2 separate regions of the Mus musculus genome follow, and region 2 is linked to region 1. The links are chromatin contacts, found by Hi-C or POLR2A ChIA-PET in ENCODE. All regions are on one chromosome and are shown on one strand. The core of a region is the stretch at or near the end of the contact, and the rest is flanking DNA. Distances in the headings are between cores, read along the strand shown.

What was found. A loop is a pair of places that touch in the nucleus more often than their neighbours do. ChIA-PET counts read pairs that join two places held with the same protein, here RNA polymerase II (POLR2A).
Region 2: a map of heart shows a loop between it and region 1 (1.9-fold over the local background). The contact joins two enhancer-like sites. A Hi-C loop is called at or near these places in 2 of 37 maps with a recorded cell type or tissue (adrenal gland and heart). POLR2A ChIA-PET finds 5 or more read pairs at or near these places in 3 of 5 experiments (Patski and embryonic stem cell).

The regions. Positions count from the first base shown.
Region 1 is chr2:166,394,799-166,401,418 of GRCm38, forward strand. No RefSeq gene overlaps it. Among named protein-coding and RNA genes, the nearest start is that of Gm30796, 6.8 kb to the right of the region's middle. Within about 2 kb of position 4,618, at least 1 of the 3 ENCODE cell types and tissues checked has a DNase peak (open chromatin) inside an H3K27ac peak, as active enhancers do; it is heart, where a contact is called at or near this core.
Region 2 is chr2:166,352,138-166,359,128 of GRCm38, forward strand. No RefSeq gene overlaps it. Among named protein-coding and RNA genes, the nearest start is that of Gm14268, 34 kb to the right of the region's middle. Within about 2 kb of position 5,739, at least 1 of the 3 ENCODE cell types and tissues checked has a DNase peak (open chromatin) inside an H3K27ac peak, as active enhancers do; it is heart, where a contact is called at or near this core.

The DNA of each region.
Region 1 (6,620 bases), core at 3,368-5,867:
AATGGCTTCCCTTTCACAGCCTGCACGGGCGCCGAGCGCAGACACAGTAATGGGGCTGGAGGAGGAAAATTAAGTGCTTCAGCGCGCCATCGTTCAAGATGAGAAGTGAGAAAGGAGAAAGTCACTCTACTGCGAAAGACATGAGCTGTGAGGAGCTAGAAGCCCCCAGGGAGGGGACAGATGTCCCCTGGGGAGGAGACCAGACTCCTGGGGACAGCACTGGCTGGAGGGAGGTGGGCGGTGTGTGTGTGTGTGTGTGTGTGTGTGTGTGTGAGAGAGAGAGAGAGAGAGAGAGAGAGAGAGGTCAGAGCATACCTCTTCCGGAAGCCTTTGTGCACACATGCTTTAACCCATCCTAAGGTCAGCCAGAATCATGGCTGTCCCCAAGGGCACTGCTTTCTGACCTCTGGACCATTCAGGCCCAAAGCTACAAGGACTGGAAATCCAAATGAATTAGTCTGAAACCAAAGGGGCCGTGTAGCTGCACATAGGTTTTGCCAGACTCATTAGCTCGTGCTCACCCCTACCTCAAAGCCCGTGGTCAAAGTAGTGAGATTTATCCTGTCAGGGGCTGTCATGGTTTGAATAAGCTTGGCTCAGGGAGTGGCACTATTTGGAAATGTGGCCTTGTTGGAGGTGTGTCACTGTGGGTGTGGGCCTTAAGACCCTCATCCTAGCTGCCTGGAATTGAGTCTTCCACTAGCCGTCTTCAGATGAAGATGCAGAGCTCTCAGCTCCTCCTGCACCATGACTGCCTGGATGCTGTCATGCTCCTGCCTTGATGACAGTGGACTGAACCTCTGAGCCGGTAAGCCAGCCCCAATTAAATGCTGACCTTATAAGACTTGCCTTGGTCATGGTGCCTATTCACAGCAGTAAACCCTAACTAAGACAAGGGCTGTCCCTAGCAGTACTTAGAGCAGGGAACAGCAGCTGGAACACATGACTTCCTGCCATGGGGCTCAGCTCTAGTATGAGGCCCAATCTACCCAGGGGTCCCTAATGGTCCCATACATTTCAGTCACAAGACCTGACCTGCATGTTCCATCTGAGCCTTACTCTCCTCATATCTAACTTAGCTGAGATGATGTTTTCATGAGGTTAACACTGGAAGTGCATAAACTAATGCTTATGAGATGCCTGGCAAACAGTAGGCACTTAATAAATAACAGACATTTCTGCATCTCCTGCATACCCCAAGGCTGCTGTGAATGATGTGTGGGGCACACAGACAGATAAAGTCCCCAGTGTCCACACTGTTCTGAGTCCCTCTGAGCTCCCAGGAGCCCTGGGCAGAGAGAGAAACTTGGCTTCCCTCTCCACCATGGTGTGAGTTCATGAGAAACAGGGTCCCCTGGTGCAACTGTTCCTTTCCCTCTGTAGATTTCTCTCAGAATCGCTCTGTAGGCTCACAAGTCCATAGACATTAGTGCCAAAAGGGCTTTCACCTGCACAAGGTCTCGGGTGGCAAAGCTTGGCCCCAGGAGGCTACCACATCCACAGAGTCCTGCAGAGCTGTTGCCTAGGTGTCCTGCAGAAGCCGCTGCCCACGCTCACAGCAGGGACTGAGAGATGACTGACCTGCAGATGGCGCTACCACTACCTTGGTGTGGCAGGTAGGGAAACTGAGGCCCAGAGAGGCTCAGCGCTTCCTTGCCTATAAATGGGGCTCAACACAGAATTGTATAAATAAACTTCCTGGAAACATTATGAATCTGTCTTGTGCAGTCTTCCTTTGTAAACCGAGTTCACCATCCTCTAATGTGAACTTTGTAGAGGACATCATGGAGTAACACCAGAAGGTTCGATACCTCAGTTTCCCCATCCTAAGCTCAAACCAGGTGTGCCCACCACAAGCCTAATTCCTATTTAAAATATGTGGTTCTCACATCTCAACCTCATGCTGGCTGGCTACTCATCAGAGAGAGGTAGTTAGCCGAGTCAGGGCTGCATCAGTAGGAACACAGGATGGTCCCAGACCTGGGCATGATGCTGGGGACATGACCACACCAGATCCTACTCTCTCGTCTTGTCGGTCTGGGGCACACTCATCAGAGGGGACACAGTGTCTGTGTGAGGATGCCATGTAGGGTGTGTGTGTGTGTGTGTGTGAGAGAGAGAGAGAGAGAGAGAGAGAGAAAGAGAGAGAGAGAGAGAGAGAGGGAGGGAGGGAGGGAGGGAGAGAGAGAGAGAGAGAGAGAGAGAGAGAGACTGAAACCTGATTTCGAATCCCAAGTTTCCACTTGAAGCTGCTGGCTTTTGAGGGTCTACCTCCGTGGATCCCTTGCAAGGACCCTGTCACATGGCACACCTGAGGATGTTGTCTGCACAGTCCCACCATGATGAGGCTCTTCTATTCACCATGGAGCAGGCTCTCGCGGCTTTCCTGAGTAGAGATGCCTGAGAGCGAAGGTCGCTAGTGTCCTATCATCTCTAGTGGCCAGGAATCTTTCTCCTGTGAATCTGCTAGGCTGCCTTCATGTCCCCCCCCCCCCCCAAGTCTGTCCAACCAACAACACTGACTGAAGCTGAGACCCGGCCCTCAAGGGACAGAGGCACATTTTCTGTGTCCTGGAAGCTTGCCATTGTGGCTCTCCTCTCTTCTCAGCAGGAAAGTAGAGACTGGAGAAAGGCCCGTCAAGATTCACACACAAGGACTGGAGTTAGTTCAGCCGTTAAGAGCACTTGCTGCTCTTACAGAGGACATAAGGACCTGAGTTAAGTTCCCATTACAAAGTTGGGTGGGCCACATCTGCCTGTAACCAGGGATCTGATGACTCTGGCCTCTGTGGGTCTGCGCTCATGTGCAGTACCCCCACACGGACATATGTGCACACATATAATTAACAATAATAAAAATAAATCCTTTTAAAAGATTTACATACAAAAGAAGCTGGTTTGAAGAGAAAGACTAGAAGCCCTCCATCACCCAGGCTTCAAGTCGCAAACAGGGCATGTACAAGGAAAACCCAGGCTATACAGATGTGGGAGAGGTGGGTGCTATGTGAATGCCTTCTAAGTGTCCCCTGCCTCCAACCCAGTGCTTCTGGCTTTCCCCTCTGCTCAATAGCCCATTCCTATTCTTGGAAGTCCATTTCCCTTGCTCAGTGATCTTGCTTCTTGGCTCACCTTTATTTCTGTTTCTCACCATATGTGCCCAGTGTAGTCCTTTGTCTTGAGACACGAGAACCTAGATGGTTCACCAGAGAGTCAGGCTCGTACCTGTTACAGTGTGTTACCAAGCTTTTCCCTTCCAAGTCTCAGGCTCTCCTCAAAGCTGCTGCTGCTGTTGCTGCTGCTGCTGCCGCCGCCGCCGCCATTGCTCCTGCCTCTGGGAGGCACCTCTTCCTGCCAGCCCCACTCCCTGTCCCCAGGTGCCTGTCCTTACTACGTCACCTGTGCAAATGTGTCACATCCACCTCAGGGCAGATGGCACGAGCCACTGTCAAGCAGTGCATCTTTTGCTTAGTGTGTGTTGTAGGTTAAGCCGTCTCACAGAGTCGGGTAAGCATCCCATGACCTCATTTGCTCGCCCATGAGCTCCCCAGTGTCCCAAGCAATGCTGAGCTGGATTCATTTGCCTAAAGGCGTCCAGATGTATGTCAGCACTCCATTCCCCACAAAACCCAGTTGAGAAGCACGGCCTTTGGGAGTAGTTAAGTCACGAGACCATGCCTTGATGGAAAGTGGCCCTCAGCGAACGCCAGCTCTTCCAGAACCTTGACCTCAATCTTCTCAGACCTAGAAACCTAAGAAATAATCCTATTGTCATTTGTCCACTCTGGGGTGTAGCACTGAAGCTACCAAGGCTCATTAAATATGGCTGAAGTGGGATCCAGGATGCAGCAGGACAGAGGAAGGAGGACTAGGGAAGAGAAGTGAGGATCCACCTTAGTGGCCAAGGACAGAGCGAGCTCTGACCTGATCTGCCAGGCCTGACCCAGACTCTGAAGAAGCGGAGGCAACCCCAGCCGCTGCAGTGAGCGCCCCAAGAAGCCAACAGCTGTGGGCTCACTGAAAAATCTCACTTAAGCCTCTTCCTTTTCCATCCCGCTATCCTTGGAGTCAATCAGCCTTGTGCATCCTTGTCCCTGGCTCTGGGTCTGTGCTCTGACCAGTCCCCTGTGCTCGCCTGCCCAGCACACTGGGCTTCAGAGAGCTTGCTTAATCCACTTCTAAACTGTACATTTAAACAAACCTCTGGACTGATGCAGGCAGCTGTGCGTGACCAGCACACGGAGAGCCTCACCCTGGAGCATTAACCCCATTTATTAAAACTGCTGTAACTACCAGGATTTCAGCATCTCTAACTCAGAAACATGTGTCCTGGGCCCCTCCTCCCGGCCCCAGCTCTGATGCTGAAGGACAGCTAGGGTGGGAGGGAGGGAGGTAGGGAGGTGGGAGGCAGGAACTGCCCTGCCTGGGTTAAATATTTAAGAGGAGGCTGGCTAGCCAGCCAACCAAAATGTGCTTTCCCCAGCGTCAGCCTGGGGGTGGTGAGGGTGCAGAAAAAGCAGATCTAGTTTCTTTCCATGACTAAACCTCCCCACAGCAAAGGGCCGAGGCTGAGGTCATCCTGACACCTTTCTCTGTGACTTCAGTGGCTCATCCAGCCCCTGACTGATGACATTTAAGTTCCAGGCCCAGCCCATGCATCCTGCTGGGACAACATTTTCCAGGCACTTCACACTCACGCTGAAGCTCTGGGCGATCTCCTGGGCCAGCTCCAGGAACCTGCTATGCAATTATTTGGCTAGTCTTTTAAAACTGGCCTGCCTTGGGCCTGGTTAAAGTTGGTAAAGTTTTCACCTCAGAAGCATGAGGGCCTGAGTCCAATCCTCCAGCACCCAGGCAAGGTGACATACATCTGTCACCACAGTGCTGGGGTGTGGGTGACCGATTAGCTCCCAGGCCAGCTACTCATACCAAGTTCTGGAGCTCCTGACAACACCCCCTCATCATGCCTCAGCCACCAATTCTGAGCAGACACAGCCTCAGCCTCTGGGAAGCAGCAGACTCATCTCCCTATATGGGTGCAGGTGCCTAGTGCGTGTCCCTCCTGCCTCAGGGTGTCAGCCATGAGGTTGGGGGAAGGGACCTTTCTCACAGCACCTGGGTGACAAGGATGCTTCTTGTGGCACTCAGAGGGAGCCGAAGTGTGGGCTGCACCCACACCTCTATCAAACGTGGGAGTGGTAAACGCAAGCTTGGTCACTCTGAAAACAGGGTCAAGCTGGGTGTCTGTCATAGTTTCTGAGCCCAGCTCCTTGGGTCCTGAAGGTGCCACGAGCTTAGCCAGGCAGAACACTGACAGGCAGGCAGGCAGACAGCACAAACTAGTATTTTTTGTTTTGTTTTGTTTTCTTCTTGGTTAGCTACCAACTCTTCTGTTTTGTTTTGTAATCAATAGATTTTTGCTTCTGGCTCTTCTCAAAACATCAGAGGACCTGTTCACATTGTGCCCCCTTCCTCCATGTAGGGAAAGACACCCTGACTCTTGCATATTATAAAAATCAAGCCAAATGCTGTTGCTGTTTTTAGTCATGAGAAGCCTGGGTTTAAATTTGGCTTCTGAACCCATAATCAATTAAGCAGGTGTCGAGAAGGTGGCGCTGAACTTCCTTAATGAGCACGGGAACAGGATGAGAAAAGGCCACGTGGCTAATTCTCCCTCTCCACCTGTCGATGGCTCTGCCACAGGGGCTTCTGGGAGGAACCTGCTGTGGCCCTCTGACTGAAGGAAGCGGGTCGGCTGTGACCTTGGGGACTGCAACTCCACACAGAAATCACACGTGCCTATTTTTTTCCTTGATTCCTCGGCAGTGAGGCATAGCCCAGAAGGTGAGCCTCTAAGTTTACCCACATAGAACCCAGAAACCTGCCGCCCCTAGCCTAGCACCCCAACCCCACCCCAGTCCTCCCCCTTTCTCTCTCTAGCCCTCCTTCTCGAATTTTCCAACCTCCACTTGTACCATAGGCCCAGCTGCCCAGCAGAGCCCTAGAAGCTACTGTTTCCTCTCCCCCACCCTCCCCGACCCCAACTCTCCCCTTTCCTCACACCCGCCCCCTGTCAGTCCAGCAACACCTGCAAAGCAGGGTTGGATTGGGCCTGTCTCTGTCACCTCACTGGCTTTTGGGGACCCTGCAGGCTCCCTCTCTAGGGCCCCTATGTCTTTATGCCCACACCCTTGCCCACCTTCACTTGAGGAGGGCCTTTCTCCTTCCATGCTGCCGAACTTTCTAGAAGGAGAACTCAGAGCCCCCTAACTTTTGACTCCTCTCTCCCGCCAGCTCACAAGCACAGATGTCAGTCATCCCAAGAGTCAGAGACCCGTGGCATTTAATAACTGTTTTCCCTGCGGTCAGCTCTGCAGCAGTTTTCCATTTATATCTGTGAGTACTGGGTGCTCACTATGCCTGATCCAAAGTCACTCGAGTGTTAAGAACATGAGGCCAAGTTCAGAATAACGCCGAATCTTAGCAGAGATGGCCTTGTGCTGTGGACAGGATGGCGTGAGTCTATGCACGCCGGGACTGGGGACTCCCATGTCCCCAAGACAAAGACAGCGACTTATTGCTTGGGTGACTCAGTCTGGGCTCCTAGAGACACTGGTCACAGT
Region 2 (6,991 bases), core at 4,489-6,988, 42 kb before region 1:
CCAGGCTGATCTCCCTCCCATCAGAGCAGCAGGTGGGCAGCCTTGACAAACACGCTGTCACATTCAAGTACTAGAAGGATATTTTCCATCTGAACCACCGAGGGCCCGGGCATTCTTCCTGGGATGGACTGAGTTGATGGTTTCATCAGACTATTGACTAACCAGAGTCAGCACAGGCAATGACTCAAGAAGCTCCTGGGGACACCGCTCTCCCCAGCCATGACAACCCCAACATTAACCCTCTGCTGGCCGAGGCATGGAGAGGCCTTAATCCAGGGTCCTAAGGCAGCCAGGATGACAGACAGTAAGCAGGCAGCAGAGGTTGGAAAATCAGGTCACAGCCCTGCCATCATCACTGTTTGCCACACAGATAACCTTGCTCCACCTCTATAGGACAGGTGGGGAAACTGAGACCAGATACTCTGCCAGGGGATGAATGACATTAGCTCAAGTCTGACCGTCAAGGTCATGGGCTGATCAAACAAAGATGAACAAGAAATAAGCAAAAGCATAAACATTGGCGAACGCCTCTAAGAACTCAACCTCTAGATTCCCTAGAAAATTCTGAAGCTTTGGCCACACTGGGCACACGTGTCAGGGCACAGTGACAATTGTGTGAGCTGTATGGTGGTCACCTATGGGCCTGGGATCTTTAGTTTGGCAGTCCCATCCCTCTGTTCCCTCTGCTCACTCATGCCCCTGTCCCCAGCTTTCTGTCCTATCAGTGACTTTTCGTACTCGCATGATCCAGGACCCAGTGTTTAGACAATATTTCTTTATTTATACAAGAAATGAAGTTAAAACATACACAAAGCTAGGCAGGTCCTTCTCTGTCTGCAGAGTTCCTGTGGTGTGAAGAAGAGTTTCCTCCTGCTGGCTCAGGCTCCTTCCGTCAGGTAGAGTGAGTGAGGACACAAGGCCCGGGTGGGCAACAACACGGCTGAGCAGAGAAAGGCTGAGTGCAAAAGAGCGGGAGGCCTGGGCAGTGCAAGGTCAGATCCAGTCCAGCAGTCAGGCAGGGCTGCGGCCTGCACACATCCAGTAGCTCCTGATAGCATTGTGTACAGTCCTCGATACGCTGATTTCTCTTTGTTATCATAGATGGGTCCAAGACAGGGACAGAGCAAGGTACACCTAGGGGAATGAGAGGACAGAGTGGAACAGACTGAAAGATAGGAGAGGGGGGAGGTGAGGGAAGATGCAGTTCTAGGGAGCAAGGAAAAGCAGAGGAAAGTGGGGGCAGGACACAGGCTGCAGGAGTGGGGGAGGAGTTAGGACCCAGCCACTGAGGTCTCTAGAGTTCAAGGCTGGCAAGGATTCATATCCCCAGAGTGTTCTAGCAGCTGTTCAGCCAGGTGACAGTAATGATGGGCTCCAACTGCCAGACTACTGGACCCCACGTGATACACACATGTCACCCAGGGCCTCTGTGTCCCCTGTATACAGTTCACTGTGCCCACCCAAGAGACATGAGGCCTGGCACTGTGGAGTCAGAGCCAATGGCCCTCCCCAGGAAGCGAGAGGGGCCAGATGTGCTTTTGTGGTCTCCATGGAGACCTGCCAACTAGGCGTCCTCCAAGGGCAGAGGCCTCAGAGCTTCAGTTTTTGCCAGGCTTTTGATAGAATGCACACATTTTAAGCAGATCTGCCAGGCACGTGACAGGCCAAGGCATCCCTCCCAGCTACAGGGGCCCAGATGACCAGCGCACCCAGAGCACGGACAGCCAGCCGCATGGCTGCCTCGATAGCAGTGAGCATCACATGTGCAGCTTTTGGGTTTTGCTCAGCTCCACCTGCCATTGTTAAAGCAAGCCCTGCCAGCTCTGCTTCCAGCAGGAAGGCCCCTTGGCTCTGTCCTGGGCGAGAGGAAGAGTAATGACCTCGATGTGGCTTGAGCAGGAAACAAAGCCATCTGAGCGGGAGCAAAGGATGACTCAGAGACTACGAGGCTATTTATTTGTTCAGCCAGCAAACCCCAAACCTTCTTAGATCCAAACCGTGAGCAGTCAGGGCACGGTCCCTCCTCTAGGGGGTCGGATGCTAAGCACATCAACAGATGACAGTGATGACTCCCAGTTGAGGAGACACAGAGACCGAAGGTTAGAGAATGGCGAGGATAGGGTGGGGCATGAAGAAAAGCAGTTCTAAGCAGTAGACACGTGAGACAGAAGCTGAATGAAGAAGAGGAGCCAAATGAGAGGACAGGGAAGAGGGACCCAGGGGGAAGGAACAGCCAGGACAAAGGCTCAGAGCCTCCCAACTGCTGGTACCCACTTGGCCCATGAAGATGGAGGATGTCTCCATCCCTCAGAAGGGCTCCTCCCTTTTTCTTCAAGGGTTGGTGAAGGGTGAGTGCCACAGGTTCCCTCTCATACTAACTCATCTGCCAGCCTTCAAAGAGAACCTCTAAAATCCCAGAGCAGCAGCTCCTAAGGCCAGCAAGTTCCCAGCGTCAGCCTCCATTGCACAACCAAAGCTGTTCCCCACACCCTTGTCTCCTCACACCAGTTTTACACCAAGCCACACACAAAGTGACACCAGCTAGGACGTCGCTGCCCATCTCCAGGTTCTGCAGACAGTTACTAAAATAACAACTGTGTATCTGGAGAACACCCCAAAACACCCACAGAGGGTCTTTTGGGAAACGGCTATCCCGGCTCAGCCCCTGAGCCGATGCATCTCTAAGGGATTCAGAGCTAGAAAGATTTTTCTAAAGCCTCCTATGATTAGAGAGCTCCCACCCCTACCCCAGACTCTGCACTCCCCTTCTGCCCTCTGCCCTGAATGATTCTCAGGTGACATTTGGGGCAATTTGATGACCCAGGCCATTTAGGTCTCGGGAATGTTCTGTCTCTGTCTAGCTGTCCCCTTCCCTCCTCCCCGCTTTTTTTTTTTTTTTTTTTTTTTGGAGACAGGGTTTCTCTGTGTAGCCCTGGCTGTCCTAGAACTCACTCTGTAGACCAGGCTGGCCTCGAACTCAGAAATCCACCTGCCTCTGCCTCCTAAGTGCTGGGATTAAAGGCGTGCGCCACCACCACCCGGCTCCTCCCCTCTCTTTCTCTTCTGCCCCACTCCCTACCTCCACCCTCTGCTCTCCACAGCTCTGAAATCACCAGCAGGGTTTGCAGCCCGAGATCTTCCTCATACATTTATTCTCTCCACGTGGAAGGGGCCACTAATTTCATCTCTGCTCATGAAGAGTCAAAGATTCTAACTGGTGATACTGGAATTTGAATGTGAAACGCTCCCCATTGGCTCATGGATTTAACTGCTTGCTCCCCACCCTGACCCCAACTGGTGGTGCAGTTTAGGAAGGTTAGAGCCTTTAGGGGGAAGATCCTCTGTGATGGAGGGATGGATCACTGGGGCGGGCCTTAAGGTTTTATAGCCCGGCTCCACTTTTTTTTAAACTCTCCTTCCTGATGAGGAATACCATGTGACCAGCCAGCCTCCTGTTTCCTGCCTGCTCCCACACCTTCCCTGCCTCCGTGGGATGATCCTCTCGACTTGTAATCCAGAATAATGTCCCTTAAGTGGCTTCGTGTGAGGAGATTTAAATAAGAAAAGTCACTAATGCATTTTGAAATGCTCATCCTATCTGGGGTCAGCCAAGCTGCCTCCAGCAGAGAGAGCCCCGGGAGTTGTGGATAACAGAGACATTTGTGGACCTCATAGTTATTATCAAGAGCTTCCTTATGGAGATGGATGGCAGACCCAGCTCAGGTCTGTGGAGAGAAAGGGACAAGAAACCCTTCCTTAGAGAGCTTACTCTCTTTGGGGGAGCGGGATCATTCACAAAGAAGCAAATGAAGGCATCACCTCTAGCAACATGAACAAATGAATGGCTGAATGAATGAATGAATGAATCCCGGGTTTCCATGGCTTTCCATAAACAAATTTCTTTTCATCCTTCAAGGCTTGGCTTTCCTCTGTTCCACCCTGGCAGCCTCCCAACTCTGCAGTACCTATGTTTCATCCTGTGCCCCGCAGCCAACTGCCAGCAGCTGGGCTGTGGGGTGGATGGCTACAGATCAGTGAGCATGTGTTTGTGTTCAGGAAGTGTGACTGGGATGGGATCATGTTTACATAAGCTGCATGACAAGTGGATGCATTCGTGTCCGTGCCCATGGAGGAGGCTGTGAAGATGGGGCGCAGTGGACCGTATTTTGTGGGTTGGAATGATGTCGTCTTTGGCAAGGTTATGGTGGGTGATTACCAAAGGGGACACAGACTACACTGTCCTGCTGGTGGCCCAGAGCTGCAGAGGAAGAGAGATTTCTGCCTGGCACTGACCTCACAGCAGCGGGGAATAGAATAGGGGAGAGAGCCCCACAAATCCTGATGGGGCATTGTGCCCTGCCTCCTGGAGTTCCTGGAGCCATTTCAAGGGAAGTCCGAGGTTACCTGTGTAAGCCATGGATGTACGTGAGGCAGCCCAGGTTGATTTGGCAATTGCCTGCCAAACCCCTCCTCTGTGTAGGTCATTTAAGGCCCGAAGTGCCTGCCTTGTGGAGGCCATGGCTGCCTTAACTGATCGACCATCAAGGACTCCCTGAGATGGGCGGAACCCACGCAGACCACAAGGCTACCCGGCCCTGTCGCTGTGAGCTCTGCCTTGTTAGATAGATGGCTTGGTTCCTTGGCTCGCTGGTGCCCTTTGTGGGCAAAATAAAATAAAAGTTAGATGCCTATTCCAATAGCGTGAAGCTGCGTTTAGACAGTGTTCTCCGTAATGCTAGCTGTCAGGGTCATGGTCATGGTCATGGTCACTGCAGCATTCCCACGCACAAACCTGAGAATGGTGCTGCCTTAGACTCCATGATCATGATACCTGCCTCTCCTCTCCTCTCCTCTCCTCTCCTCTCCTCTCCTCTCCTCTCCTCTCCTCTCCTCTCCTCTCCTCTCCTCTCCTCTCCCCTCCTCTCCTCTCTTCTCTTTCTCTTTTTCATTAAAAATTATTTATTTGTTTGTTTGTTTGTTTATTGTATATGAGTACACTGTAGCTGTCTTCAGACACACCAGAAGAGGGCATCAGATCCCATTACAGATGGTTGTGAGCCACATGTGGTTGCTGGGAATTGAACTCAGGACCTCTGGAAGAACAGTCAGTGTGCTCTTAGCCGCTGAGCCATCTCTCCAGCCCCTGCCTCTCCTCTCATATGGCCACCTTAGAGGCCCCAGAAGACTCTTGGGGCTCTTTCCCCTGTCCCTTACTCTGGACACCTCTTGTCAGTGGCCCAACATGCTCTATTCCTTTGAAATACTGGCTTGCCCAGCATTAATGGAAACTCACTTATTGTCTCCACTTGACACTGGATGCCAGACGCCTCAGCCCCCTGAAATGTCTACTTTCACCCCCCCACCCCCAATTCGACCTCCACTGTCCCAGAGAATATCATCAGATGAGGGAGGCAGGCATCAGTCACAGGCTCAGAGTCCTGGCTTGCTCCTCACACCCTCCTTCCACTCCACCACTAGCAGTTATCCCTCCAAATCACTGAGATTTCTGTCAGAAAAGTCTCCTGGACAACAGCCTAGCTCCTTGTCCTGTTCCTGGGGAGGCTGGCTAGGTGGGTGTGTCTCTCCGTGAGGTCAAAGTGCAGATCCCTTGGTGGGAACCAACACAGTGACTGCTTGGGTAGGGTACGGTGGGACTGCGCCAAGGTCCTGGGCTGAGGGGACACAGCTTCTCTCTCCAGGTCCATCCAGGTCACAGCCGTGGCTGGAAGCAGCTTCAGGCTCTTGTGCTTGGAGGCCTGGAAGCACTTCACACGTGGTTCCAGATGACAGCCAGGCTCTGTGCCGTGAGGCTGTGCAAAAGTAAATGCACTCTAGGACGAGCCAGGCCACCCCACCCCCATGCACACTTCCCGTTCTGACATCTACCATGAGTTCCACCCTGATGAGTAGCCCTGGGCATCAAGTCAGGCCTGCTGTGAGAGGATGCTGTGTAACCCTGGCTGGCAGAGTCTGTGGCTACGTGGTGATGCCCACACAGCAGCCACGTCAGCTTCATGTTGGCTGGGTCCAGTTTTGAGTTTCAGAGTGCAGATCCACACTTCTGGCTCCCTCTACAGAGATCACACACTCAAAGCCAATCTCCCACGGAGTTTTTCCTGTGGTAAAGCCTCCTTCAGGAGGTGCGGGTTCCAAGTCACATTCGGCAGGGCTGAGCTCCTCCTGGCTGGCTTCTGCAGGGGCTGAGGGTGCAGCACCCCTTCTGCAGTTAAGTCTCTAGTCTGCTCTGGAAGCCACCTGCAGTGGTGATGTGCTACAGCAGCCTGGGTTTCTGCAGGTCAGATGTGTGCCGCAGGCCTGGCATCCTCTCTCCTCACTCCCTTCCAGGCACGTGGGATGCCTGTCACACAGCTTCCATCTCCCCTCAAGTCCAATAATGGATGCTTCTAGAACAAACTCCCAGCAGCCTCCTCCAGAAAGTCCTCCCACAGCCCCCCTCAGGCAACAGAGACAGATGACCACACAAGGAGGATGCATGTTGTTTTGAAGATGCTTCCAGCTCAGGCCTTTATGTCCTACTGTGGAATAAAGAAGGGGTGTCCAGAATCCAGGGACTCTCCTCTGGTCTACCCTACTCCCATTTACCCAGCACCAGCCTCCCCCACCCCCCACAATACAGATTATACCTAGAGCTGACCCCAGGACACCACTTCCCACGAATACATTGAAGTATGGGAAGCAGAGGACATACCAAGAAATATGGGCCAAGGGTTTCTGAACCTTCAACATCATTAGACCAACCACATTCACAGGGCCAGCCCAGAAGCCACAGGCCACCGCAGTGTATGAGACTCTGGCTGCTCCGGTCCTTCCCTGGCACTAGTTACTCACACAGAGCTGTCTCATCCTTAGCAGAGGTGCTGCCCAGGAGCCTCCCAGGGCAGGAATGGAGACAGCTTCCACCTGGCCATGTCTCCTGTCTACCGGAGGCAGGGACTCAGATGACAGGGAAAGCTGACCTGGAAGTCACATG